Linked DNA regions of Homo sapiens: regions 2 and 3 are each linked to region 1. A link is a contact called in ENCODE Hi-C or POLR2A ChIA-PET data. All regions are on one chromosome and are shown on one strand. The core of a region is the stretch at or near the end of the contact, and the rest is flanking DNA. Distances in the headings are between cores, read along the strand shown. Region 1 overlaps SLC8A1 (solute carrier family 8 member A1). Region 2 overlaps SLC8A1 (solute carrier family 8 member A1). Region 3 overlaps SLC8A1 (solute carrier family 8 member A1).

Region 1 (3,500 bases), core at 516-3,015:
GGGTCTGGCATATCTCTTCCCAAGTGTGCTCTGGAAATCCTATTTCAGTCCTTCTTTTAGGGGAAGAAGTCATTACATCAGCCTTGTAAAGTACACTGGCATGCAAAGTAAAATCTGTTACTAGGGTGAAAAGTTGGTACATTCTGTTTTTTTGAGGGGAGGTGAGCTCTCACGTGCCCCCAACATGCACAGTTCACTAAAAATCTGTAGCTCACCAATCTCCTATTGTATGCATTTGTTATTTAGTCTTCAGCTCTCCTACATTTTCTTTGTTTCTTTATCTATTAAACTTTTAAAAATTGTTCCCTGCCTCTTTTCCATTCTGATTTTAAAAATTCTGATTAATATACAATTGCATCTGTATTGGCAGACCATGTAGATACAGCATTTGTAAATTGCAAGCTATGGAGTACACTGAATACCATATTAAGGAGTTAGTGAAAATGAAAAGAACTTTAAACCCTAGCCTTTTAGATAGATTTCTGCTTTTAAAGATTATCTCTGGATTGCAAAAACAGACATGAATATTGATAGTGTAAACCTGACTAAAATATGACTCTAAAATATGAATGTCTGCCATTATAAAAGAATCTAATGATAAAACCTGAGGAAATAAACACTAAAAAAAAAAAAAAAAAAAAAAGGTTGTTTTCTCTTCCTTAAAAGTCCTGAAATTTAATTTTACCATTCTGTCACAGGATAAAACATCTGTCCTAATGGAAAAGTAACAAAAACCCATTTTCTGAAAAGCCCCACAGATAATTTTTCACATGAGTACATGGAAATATCTATTCCATTTTTGGATAACTATTCTTTCTTGATGTAAAACACTGGTGGTCAAAATATACAAATATCACATTTGCCTTCAATCATAAAACTCTGATAAGCACACAAATTGCAATACCATCATGCTAAATTAACTAATTCATTTATTAATCATTTTCTTTGAAAGCAGAGTGACATTCAGGCACTGGGAATGCTGAAATAAAAGATTGAATCCCTGCCTTCTGGGGTCTTACACTTCAGCAAAGAGGTCACACATCAATAATTAATATATGATGTCACAGATATAAATACAGAAATGAAGTAAAAAGAGACAATGAATCCAGACCAAAAGTTTCAAGAAAGGCTCCTAAGAAGAGGTGACATCTGAATGGAGTCTTTGAAGACCCTGTAACAATAGCCAGGCAAAGGTGCTCTAGGCAGGAAGAATGTTTTGTGCAAAAGCAGAGGTGGGTAAAACATGACTTCAGTTCTCTCAAATAGAATTAATCAATCTCTTTATACAGTAACTCAGCACGTTGTCTGTACTTCTGTTAGCATGAATAGAATGAATTTTTATTGCTTATCTTTCCTGGTGGACTGTAGCCTACTAGAAGCAGGCTGATACATCTTTGTACCTCCCATTTGTCTTGCACTTATAACTTGCCTGCTTAGTTTTGATGGAATGAGCCAATGAATGACAGTAAGATTTCACAAGAGTCACCTGTGAAACATACTTCACCAAAGCACCCATGGTAGCACTTATTAACAAACGGAGTTTACCAGGGATGGGGCAGAAGAAAGTCTTAGCTTTTCAAAGAATTTCATTCCTGAGACATTTTTGTGGTCATGTATTTAAAAAAAAAGGGTTGGGGGGGTGCTCTGAGAAATGTGCTCTCAGATGGCACAGCTGGAATGAGAGAAATGGGAACTGTTTTCCATTTTACATAGTTTCTGGAAAGGGCAATAAGAACAAAAAAAGCAACACTGTTGGTCAGCATTCTCAGTGCCTGAGTTGAAAGGTGCTATAAACAGAGAAAAGTCTCATAGGCCAACTCTATGCAGGCTATGTGCCAAGAATAGCTACAAAGTGGCAAGTTAAATCAGCCAGGGCTTGTGAGCTGTCTCAGGACTTGAGTCCCAACTTGCACTCGTGAAAGTTATGCTGCAAAGGGAGCTACCTTTCCCCAGCACTGCCTGGGGCCTTGGCAAGTCTAATGGAGAATGAGTTTGATTTCAAGCCCTGCTCCCTTCAGGCAACTTACAAAGAAAAGCTGTTAAGTCTGTGGAGCTGGGAATGTCTGGAAAGAGTGAAGACCCATCATTTAAAACTGATTTCTTTTTAAGGAAGTAGAGCAGAGAGCAGTGATTACTTCAACACCCATTCTCAGGGGAATTTCTGTAAGCCGGAATCAGCTAATGATGGTTAATAAAGGTAAATGTTCCCTGATTCTCAGGAAGTGATTCTTCATCCTGGGGCTTTTTGAAGACTCTGTCTTCACTTGAATTTTGGGTGGAATAAAGCCCTCCTGGATTTATCCTAATCTAATACTCAAAGTTGGTAGTTCACAGGAGTCTGTTTATTCTTCTAGAAAAGTATAACAGTGGATTAGCTACTGGCTTCTATCCCTTCAGCACAGCTCCCCCACACAAGAGCGTACCTTTAATGACTGATGCTGGTGTATCAAATTGTGTCCTCTCCTTCTAATAACAAAATAATGAAATACAGTAAAATGCCACTTTTTCTGACTTTTTTTTTCTTCTAGGACATGTATGTTTCTTACCTCATTCAGAGGCATGCTGGGAAATTTAACTAAATCTGAAAGAAAAACATTCTGTAAATCCTTAAGACTGGATTAGTAATAAGGAGTAATTTCTGATCTGGAATAAAATCCAGAATTCAGCTTGCTCACCCCAGACACAAAACACAATAAAAAGAATGGTTGTTACAGTTACTAAACGAAGGATCTTTTCACACTCAGCAAGGGTAAAGACTGTCTCTTCTGTATCTCTGTATTACCCAAGACATTGAGCATCCATCTTACTGATACAAAGGATGTCTAGTTTGAAAGTTTGCCTATGTACATTTGTTTACGCACTCAGGCATATACAGACTGCCAACTTTATTATTACCCAAGATTAAAAATAAAAAATAGACCTTGCTCTCAAGAGATTTCCTTTCCGTTAACTGCAATGCTAAGTGAGATGCATCAGTTTCATTTTTGCACGCTCCTTTGCTCCGTTTAGTACCGAAATAAAAACATGACGTAGCTTTTGGGGCCGGGGAGGAATCTCATTCTTGCAGGAAATAATTGCCAGGAATTTTAAAGAGTGTCATCATTTTCTCTGTGTCCAGTCCTGCCCAGTAACAGAGAACAGCTATTAAAAGTATCCAAATGCTGGCTGCAAGGAGAAGTTGAACTCTGAACCACTATAAACCCAATCAGATGCAGACATTCTTCCCATCCCATACCCCGGACTCCCAGTGAATCTTGAAGACCCTGGGGTTAGCCTTATCATTTATTCGTCTGTATAGTGATGGCCTGTGCTAATGCCCAAATGATCCTGACTTATTAAAGGTTCTTCCTGAAAAGACATGATTTTTATTAGTTCACCACAACTTATTCTCAAAAAAGCATTTATTCTTTATCAAGCCACAAATTTTACTTAATTAACTATTCTACTAGATTCCAAGACGATTTAGAAGCTATTGAGGTTGTAACAGGATAAGAGAACAA
Region 2 (3,500 bases), core at 539-3,038, 48 kb after region 1:
CATATAATACAGTTGGGGAAATAAGACATACACATGTGAAAAGAGAACTAACAATACCAACCACAGGAATTCAGAGAAGAAAGAAAAAGAGCATATTTAGCAGAAGAGGGTAAAGAGTTAGACTTTTGGGATATTCTGAGGTTTGGATGAGTTGAGGTAGAAACTATTCAGGTCGATAAATAGAGTAAAAAGAAAAGAAATTAACCATTCCAAGGAATTTTCTGTGACTTAAAAGCACTATGTGATTAAATTTAATGTATTATCCTGGTCCACATAGACTCCCCAAGGATCTTTCCATTATTAGTAATAGTTATTCTTTCACCTTTGTCCTTGAAACATCGACTTCCCCCGTTCCATTTGATGTGATACTGTGGAGGTTTATCTCCTCTGCCTCTAATCAGTCCTTAACTTCTTTCTTTTAAATTCATCTTCCTCCAACCACCACCATGAGAACATTTCTCAAAGTTCTCCTGCAGTTTTCTCCTTCTTTATATATTTCTGTAGGTAATGTCACCTGATGACTTAGCTCTTGTCATTACTTCTTGCTGCGAATCCCCCAATCTCTATTTTCAGCTCTCAATTCTCATTTTTGTTCGCATACATACATTTTCCACTGCCTCTTACAGCAGTTTAAACTAGATATCCCAAACTGAACTCTTTCTGTGGTCTCTAGATAATCTGAAAGCACCACAGTTCGCAAGCGTGTCATCTTTCAGGTCTCTTTCATCTTCATAGCTCACACTGAATCAGTTTCCAAATTTGGTCCCAGCTTCCCAGTGACTTCCAATTTCCTCCTATTGTAGGTGATCAAAATCTCCCACCTGGACTATTGCAAGGGCTCCCCCATCTGATCTGCTTGCCTCCAGCTTCAGCCCCTTCAATCTGTGGTCTACACCATTACCAGTTGCCTTTTAAGAGCACAGAGTAGATTATGTCACTTGTCTGCCCAAGGACTTCCAGCAACTCTAGAAAACCAGCAAAGCCCAATCCAGACACATTAATGTATCCCTCCTGGTCCCTTATGGTTTCAACTCACACTACTTCTCTATTTTCATCTCCTCACACTACAACCTCACACACACACACACACACACACACACACACACACACACACGCACTGGACTATTTAAAATTCACTGAAAACAGACAAACTTTCACTCGGCCAAACCTTTATTCCTGCAGTTTCCCTTGAATGAATACTCTCATATTCTCTGGCCCATTGAAACCTTACGCAACCGTTAGGTCCAACCAAATGTTATCAGTTCCAACAATCCTTCCCAGACCTCTGTCTCCACAATCTGAAGTACTATTAACTTCCTGTATTTTACAGCACTGAATGGTTAATTTTCTTGCTGCCTGTGCAACTACAATGTTCCCTTTCTGGAGGCCAAGTTAATAAATTCAATACATCCAAGTGTGTTTAAATTTTTTAATCTCTTTGGCCAAGGGCTGAACTTCCTCTTGCTGTTTGTTAAATGGCTATTGGAAGATCTCTTGCTAAACCTGAAAGTATTTAAGATGTTCAACAGAATCCTCATTCACAGATGTGAGGAAGAATAAGAGATGGAAAGAGAAAAGGATTTAAGTTACTAATGATTTTTCTTTCCAATCAGCCCTATGACGTATCTTCAAAACCAGGCCAAGAATTCTCATCACTTGTCATGACGAGTCCCTTAGCAAGGATAGGGTGCTGCACATTCAAGTTCTTGTTTTAGGCTCTTGCTCCCATCCCAGGCCCTTGCTTAGGTTTAAAGTGAGAGCTTTAAGCAGGGAAGACTCCCAGGTTGCAAGTATTCCTCAATCCCATCCCACTGCATGTGATGCTGACTGGAGTCCTGGCACGCTGTCACAGATCCTAGCATAAAAATAACCTGAGGTAGGATAGAGGGGAAAGAGAGGAAGGGAATTTATGACCAACCCTCCAGCTTTATTTATCACTTACCCTGGGAAAGTACTATGTAATAAAAAGGGGGGGAAAAACAAGACAGCCAAGCTATTTAAAGAGCAGGAGCTGAAACTTCAGAAGCATAAACTAATGTTTCTAACTAAAAACGGGTGTGGAGCTTAAAACTTTTCAAAAAGTAGATGCTAGATGCATATCTTAATAAAAATGAATTTTAAATAATATTTTTGAATGGACTATCCTACGCTATTTATTAGGACTAATGGTTATTCCCAAGACCCGTTCTAACTTCTGATCATTAGAAGGTACCATATTTTTCCATTTGCATAGTAGAGGCAGGATGATAGTATATGTTTTTGTCTGAAGTGAGACTATTAAAGGAAACACATTAAAATGATGAGGATAAATGGTCATGTGTCATCAAGGCCAGTCCTTCCTGCCATTCTTTAAGCTGAATTCCCATAAAATTTAGTTTTACCTCTTTGAAAACTATGTGTGTTGTTGGACTAAACGTAAGAAAAGAACAAAACCAACCAGTGAATAATAAAGGCAATGTCTAAGGCTGACTACATTTGGTATATTAAAATAAAGTAGAAAACTGGAAATACAAGAGTAGTATTCCTTTATGTTTTCTAATTAGTCATTTCTGATGTTTTCCCTGAATTTACACATCAGTCCATTATTCCAAGCAGGGACACACACACACCCATCAATAAATTACTATTATAAAGAGAGGTAATTGTCTATATACAAAATAAATATACTACTAGTTGCTTATAGTTGCAAAGGTAAATGTGGAAATTCTCTTCATTTTACCAATTACCAGCTCATAAAGGAAAAATAAAGTTAAAATATATTCTCTTTTTGCACAGACTGCTAAATAATTGACTGATCATGATTAATCAAGTAAATTGAGGCATTCTGGAAAAATGACAAATGGCAAGATTTACTGCCTCTGGAATCTACGGCATTTGCTAAATATAACTTGCTTGTAACTACAGATAAATATCTAATCTAATACAATCGAGTTACCTGCAAACCAGAGCCACATACAAAATTGAATGAATAAAAACGTCTCAAAAGACAATAAATACTTTCTTTCTTCCAAATGAAATAAAATCTTATGATAGGTTTTGAGGAGTACACGTAGATGCTAGGAGCATCAGCTTTGCAGGCCTGCAGACAAGGGTTCAAATCTTGGCTCTAAGCCTCTGATTCCTACCTAGGAAAATGAGGGTGATATTATCTATGGTATGAGATTGTTATAAGAATTTATTGAGATAATTCAGTAATTGCCATATAGTGTGCTAAGCTTAGTGTCTGGCACATAATACATTATCAATAAATGTGTCTTATCATTACTATTGTCATTATTTATTACCACTAGTGAGAGGCTAGAAAGTGAAAAGTCTAACCAATGCTTTTAACTTCATTTTCTACAGAATATTCATAGAATATTCATAGAATCATAAAACACACACACATAATGCCTACTATATTTGGTACTTGTCTGTATTCACTTCTATGACCCACTTTAATGTATATGCAACCCTACAGTAAAGAACACTCCCGGGAGAATAAAAAAGTGCCCTTTATA
Region 3 (3,500 bases), core at 670-3,169, 37 kb before region 1:
AGACAAACTTCACATGCAAGGTATACTTTTTGCTGTCTCCATTTTTATAAAAGCAAAGTTAATGAGGCTTTGATCTTTATTCCATAGTTATTAAGATTATTTTCCTAAATCTGAGATCATTGCAGAGATATACAAGGTAGTTCTGCCAAATCATTCATTCATTCCTTCACCAAACGTGGATACGAGTGTCTACTGAATGTCCAGTAAAAGCAGGAATACAGACATTGAAGGCTCATTTCATTGCCCTTAGTTTCTACATATCATAGCTGTGATGCATGGAATATTAAGGAAACCCCTAAATCTTTAACTGAGTTAATTCACAACTTACCAGAGCTATTTTCAATTCATGAAAATAAAGGCCAGGCGTGTAATCCCAGCACTCTGGGAGGCCAAAGTGGGTGGATTGCTTGAGCCTCAGGAGTTCAAGACCAGCCTGGGCAACATGATAAAACCCTGCCTCTACCAAAAATACAAATAAATAAATAAACTGGGCATGGTAGTGTCTGCGGTCCCACCTACTTGAGAGCTGAGATGGGAGGATCACTTGAGCCTAGGAGGTAGATGTTATAGTGACCAAGATCACCCCACTGTACTCCAACCTTGGTGACAAAGTGAGACCCTGTCTCAAAAAAGAGAAAAAGAAAAGAAAGATTTCTCAAGTCTAAGTTCAGTATTTAAGAAAAAATAAAAAGTAACATCATGGCTTTGAGCTTGATTTTACCTCTGTTTTAGACTAAGAAGTCTATTCAAATGGAGCCTATGGCCCTGTAACCTGGCTCTGGGAAAATGAACAAAGGAATGCAACATCACATCAGCACTGTGTATTTTTGGAAGGGTATTGCATTTTTCCTTTGTGGTGGATTGGTCCGTGCACTTGAAAATACATTCACAGTGGGAAGGCACCAACTCTGCTGCACATTTATAGTTGAATCTATTTTTTTTCCTGACAAATATTCAAGTGGGGGAGGAATTCCATGTGAATGCTCTAGTGCCTCCTTCCCTCTGATGAGTCTAAGTGCTAGATAAACAAACATTATTTCTAAAACCTCAAGGGGAATACTTGAAACTGGAGCAACGTAAGAGGAAAAGTGGGCAGAATGGATAGCTTCTAGGGAGACTGTGACATTTCTGAGTAATTACTGAGGGGTCTAGGGTCTGGGGGACAACGCTCCCATCAGCAGCCCTTTTGTTATTAAAAAAAATGAACATCTGAGCAATTTAATGGAAAGTGCTGTGAAAACACAGCTGCAAGCCTTACATTCTTACCAGATCACCTCCTCTAAGCTTTCCTATGTAGAAATTTTGAAGCTTTCCTGGTATCTCCTCACTAGGGGGTTAGGAAGTAAGTAAATACACTGCACTCTTGGTTTAGTGGTGGGAGATACATTAGGAAAGCGTCAGTGCACATGAAGAGACCCACAGGCTAACAGCCATCATTTACTGAGCATCTACTACGTGAGTCTCCTTCTGAGCGTTTCCACATCTATTATCTCTTTAAATTTCCCAACAACACTAAGGTAATGACAGCCTTTCCTGCTGACCTATGAAGGCCAGGCTGGGAGTTGTCCGATGACTTTTCCTGTATAATGTCACCCCAGGGGAAGACGTTACTCTGATTTTTCCACCTCATGTTTTTCCCTGGCAGTTGCTGTGAGAGAATGTTGTTTTTGGAGCTGAGTAGGCAAGTGGTGTGCATGATATGAAAAACCAAAAAAAAAAAAAAAAAAAAAATGCACCAAACCCCACAAACTTTCTGACAGAAAGCACTCGTCAATTTTAGCCTGTCTATGCAATGATCGAGGCCTTTTCCTACTGCTGGATATTTCTAAGTGAGAAGATCCTACCTCAGTTTTCAGCTGGGCTTTAGCTCTGCAAGAAGTGCTGCCCCAGTCAGCCTTGGGGAGATCAGTAGAGGATTAGTTAGCAGAGCAGCCACTGGAGGGCACTCCTGAAATCTAGAGGCTTCTTCCTCCCGAGGAAAGGGTTGCTGGAGTCCCTGCCTGAGACTGTGGGTTTAACAAAGAGAAGGAATGTCTGGGGGATAAGTCCCAGTGCACTCATTCTCTGGAAAAGGTCTGCTGTACATATTTGCCAAGTGATAAGGAACCTAGGAAATCAAAAACCATTTGACAATTTACAGTGTTCAAAGGTAGCTTCCTGACTCTTGAGTTACATAAATGGCTATGTTAAAAATAGGCAGCCAATATAATTGAGCAACCTTAAATGGCCTAGGATATGTACCATATGTGATAGCCATGAAAATAATCAAAAGAATAATTCAGTATAAATTAGGAATCATTCCCACTCCAGTGGACTCAGTCTTATGGAAGTGGCACATAGGAGAAACTTGGGATTCTGTGATTTGTGCTGTTCATGTACAGGTCTCTCTCTCCCTAGTGAAACTCAGCTCTTTAGTTTGGGAGCCTATACCGGATCTCTCTGATATCCCTCTCCAGCTCTAAACATATACTACGTAGTCACACTGATTGTCCGTTAAATACATTCAAGTCGTTATTTTCCTTATGACAAAATTCACAGTGAAAGGCCACGTGTCCACCAGAAGAATAAGGTGCAAATCTAAAGTGGGTTAGTGGCATTTTCTCAGGACAGAGTGCATGGGAGGACAACATAGCAATCCTGGAAGTTGACAGGGTAAAACTTTTGGACACTCTGACTCTGTGCTGTATGTACCTGTTTGCTTCTGCTTTGAAAATAACTAGTAATATACAAGATCCACTTGAACCACTGAATTTAGCAAAATCAGGCCAAACCAGACGTCTTTGCATTAATATTGTCATTTTGTTTTATATTACTTAAAAAGTCAAACTTTTTTTTTTTTAATCATTCCTTCTCTTGACTATCTGCTGCTCTCCTGTGATGTATATTGTGAAAAACACATTTTAAAACCAAGACAGATATCTCAAGATAGACATCATGTTCAGTTTCTAAGCTACAATTAAATCTCGTAGAATGGTAAGAGGTTTATATCAGACTGTTGACTGCTTTATATACATTACTTTCATTCGAGACTCATTTCATGGATGAGGAAACTGATGTTTACATAAGTCAAGGAACTTGACCAAGGTTACATAGTTATAAGAAGCTGAGCTAGGACCCTACAGGTCCATCTCAGAGACCTATGATGTTAATCATTATGCCATATGACCTGTCTTAGACTAGTTTAAGAAATAGCTTCTCAATTAACCTCTCTTCTTTTAAAAGTGTTCATAGGTTTTAATTCCTTTTTTTTCTGCTTAGGCAATACTTAATTTTTAAACTGTGCACATAGAAGATGAAATGGAAAAATGTATTCCAGATGTAGGTTTTATAGTTGCACATCTTGGATATGGTTGGTTACACATACACTACAAGCATGTGGTACACATCTATCTCATTTTTACTTTAGAAATACATTCTCAACAGGGGAAACTTGAAATACGCAAACTGTGGTCCTGATTCCACTTCAAAACGTCTGCTTTTATTGGGTTTACCCTGCAATC

The links. Hi-C counts contacts between places; a loop is a spot of excess contacts on that map. ChIA-PET counts read pairs that join two places held with the same protein, here RNA polymerase II (POLR2A). Pooled maps may share reads with other maps.
Region 2: a map of sigmoid colon shows a loop between it and region 1 (2.4-fold over the local background). The contact joins two enhancer-like sites. A Hi-C loop is called at or near these places in 3 of 168 maps with a recorded cell type or tissue (GM12878, chondrocyte and sigmoid colon), 1 of 37 single-sample maps with no recorded cell type and 3 of 50 pooled maps. POLR2A ChIA-PET finds 5 or more read pairs at or near these places in 4 of 52 experiments (AG04450, BJ, OCI-LY7 and 1 more).
Region 3: a map of tibial artery shows a loop between it and region 1 (4-fold over the local background). The contact joins two enhancer-like sites. A Hi-C loop is called at or near these places in 9 of 168 maps with a recorded cell type or tissue (IMR-90, OCI-LY7, Right ventricle myocardium inferior and 6 more), 1 of 37 single-sample maps with no recorded cell type and 9 of 50 pooled maps. POLR2A ChIA-PET finds 5 or more read pairs at or near these places in 3 of 52 experiments (AG04449, BJ and OCI-LY7).

What each region holds. Positions count from the first base shown.
Region 1 is chr2:40,279,631-40,283,130 of GRCh38, forward strand. The region is part of intron 2 of SLC8A1 (solute carrier family 8 member A1); the gene reads right to left. Among named protein-coding and RNA genes, the nearest start is that of SLC8A1, 170 kb to the right of the region's middle. Within about 2 kb of position 1,766, at least 11 of the 41 ENCODE cell types and tissues checked have a DNase peak (open chromatin) inside an H3K27ac peak, as active enhancers do; they include ascending aorta, heart right ventricle and tibial artery, where a contact is called at or near this core.
Region 2 is chr2:40,327,988-40,331,487 of GRCh38, forward strand. All of the region lies in intron 2 of SLC8A1 (solute carrier family 8 member A1), which reads right to left. Among named protein-coding and RNA genes, the nearest start is that of SLC8A1, 120 kb to the right of the region's middle. Within about 2 kb of position 1,789, at least 5 of the 41 ENCODE cell types and tissues checked have a DNase peak (open chromatin) inside an H3K27ac peak, as active enhancers do.
Region 3 is chr2:40,242,857-40,246,356 of GRCh38, forward strand. The region is part of intron 2 of SLC8A1 (solute carrier family 8 member A1); the gene reads right to left. The region is part of intron 3 of SLC8A1-AS1 (SLC8A1 antisense RNA 1); the gene reads left to right. Among named protein-coding and RNA genes, the nearest start is that of SLC8A1, 210 kb to the right of the region's middle. Within about 2 kb of position 1,920, at least 8 of the 41 ENCODE cell types and tissues checked have a DNase peak (open chromatin) inside an H3K27ac peak, as active enhancers do; they include ascending aorta, heart right ventricle and tibial artery, where a contact is called at or near this core.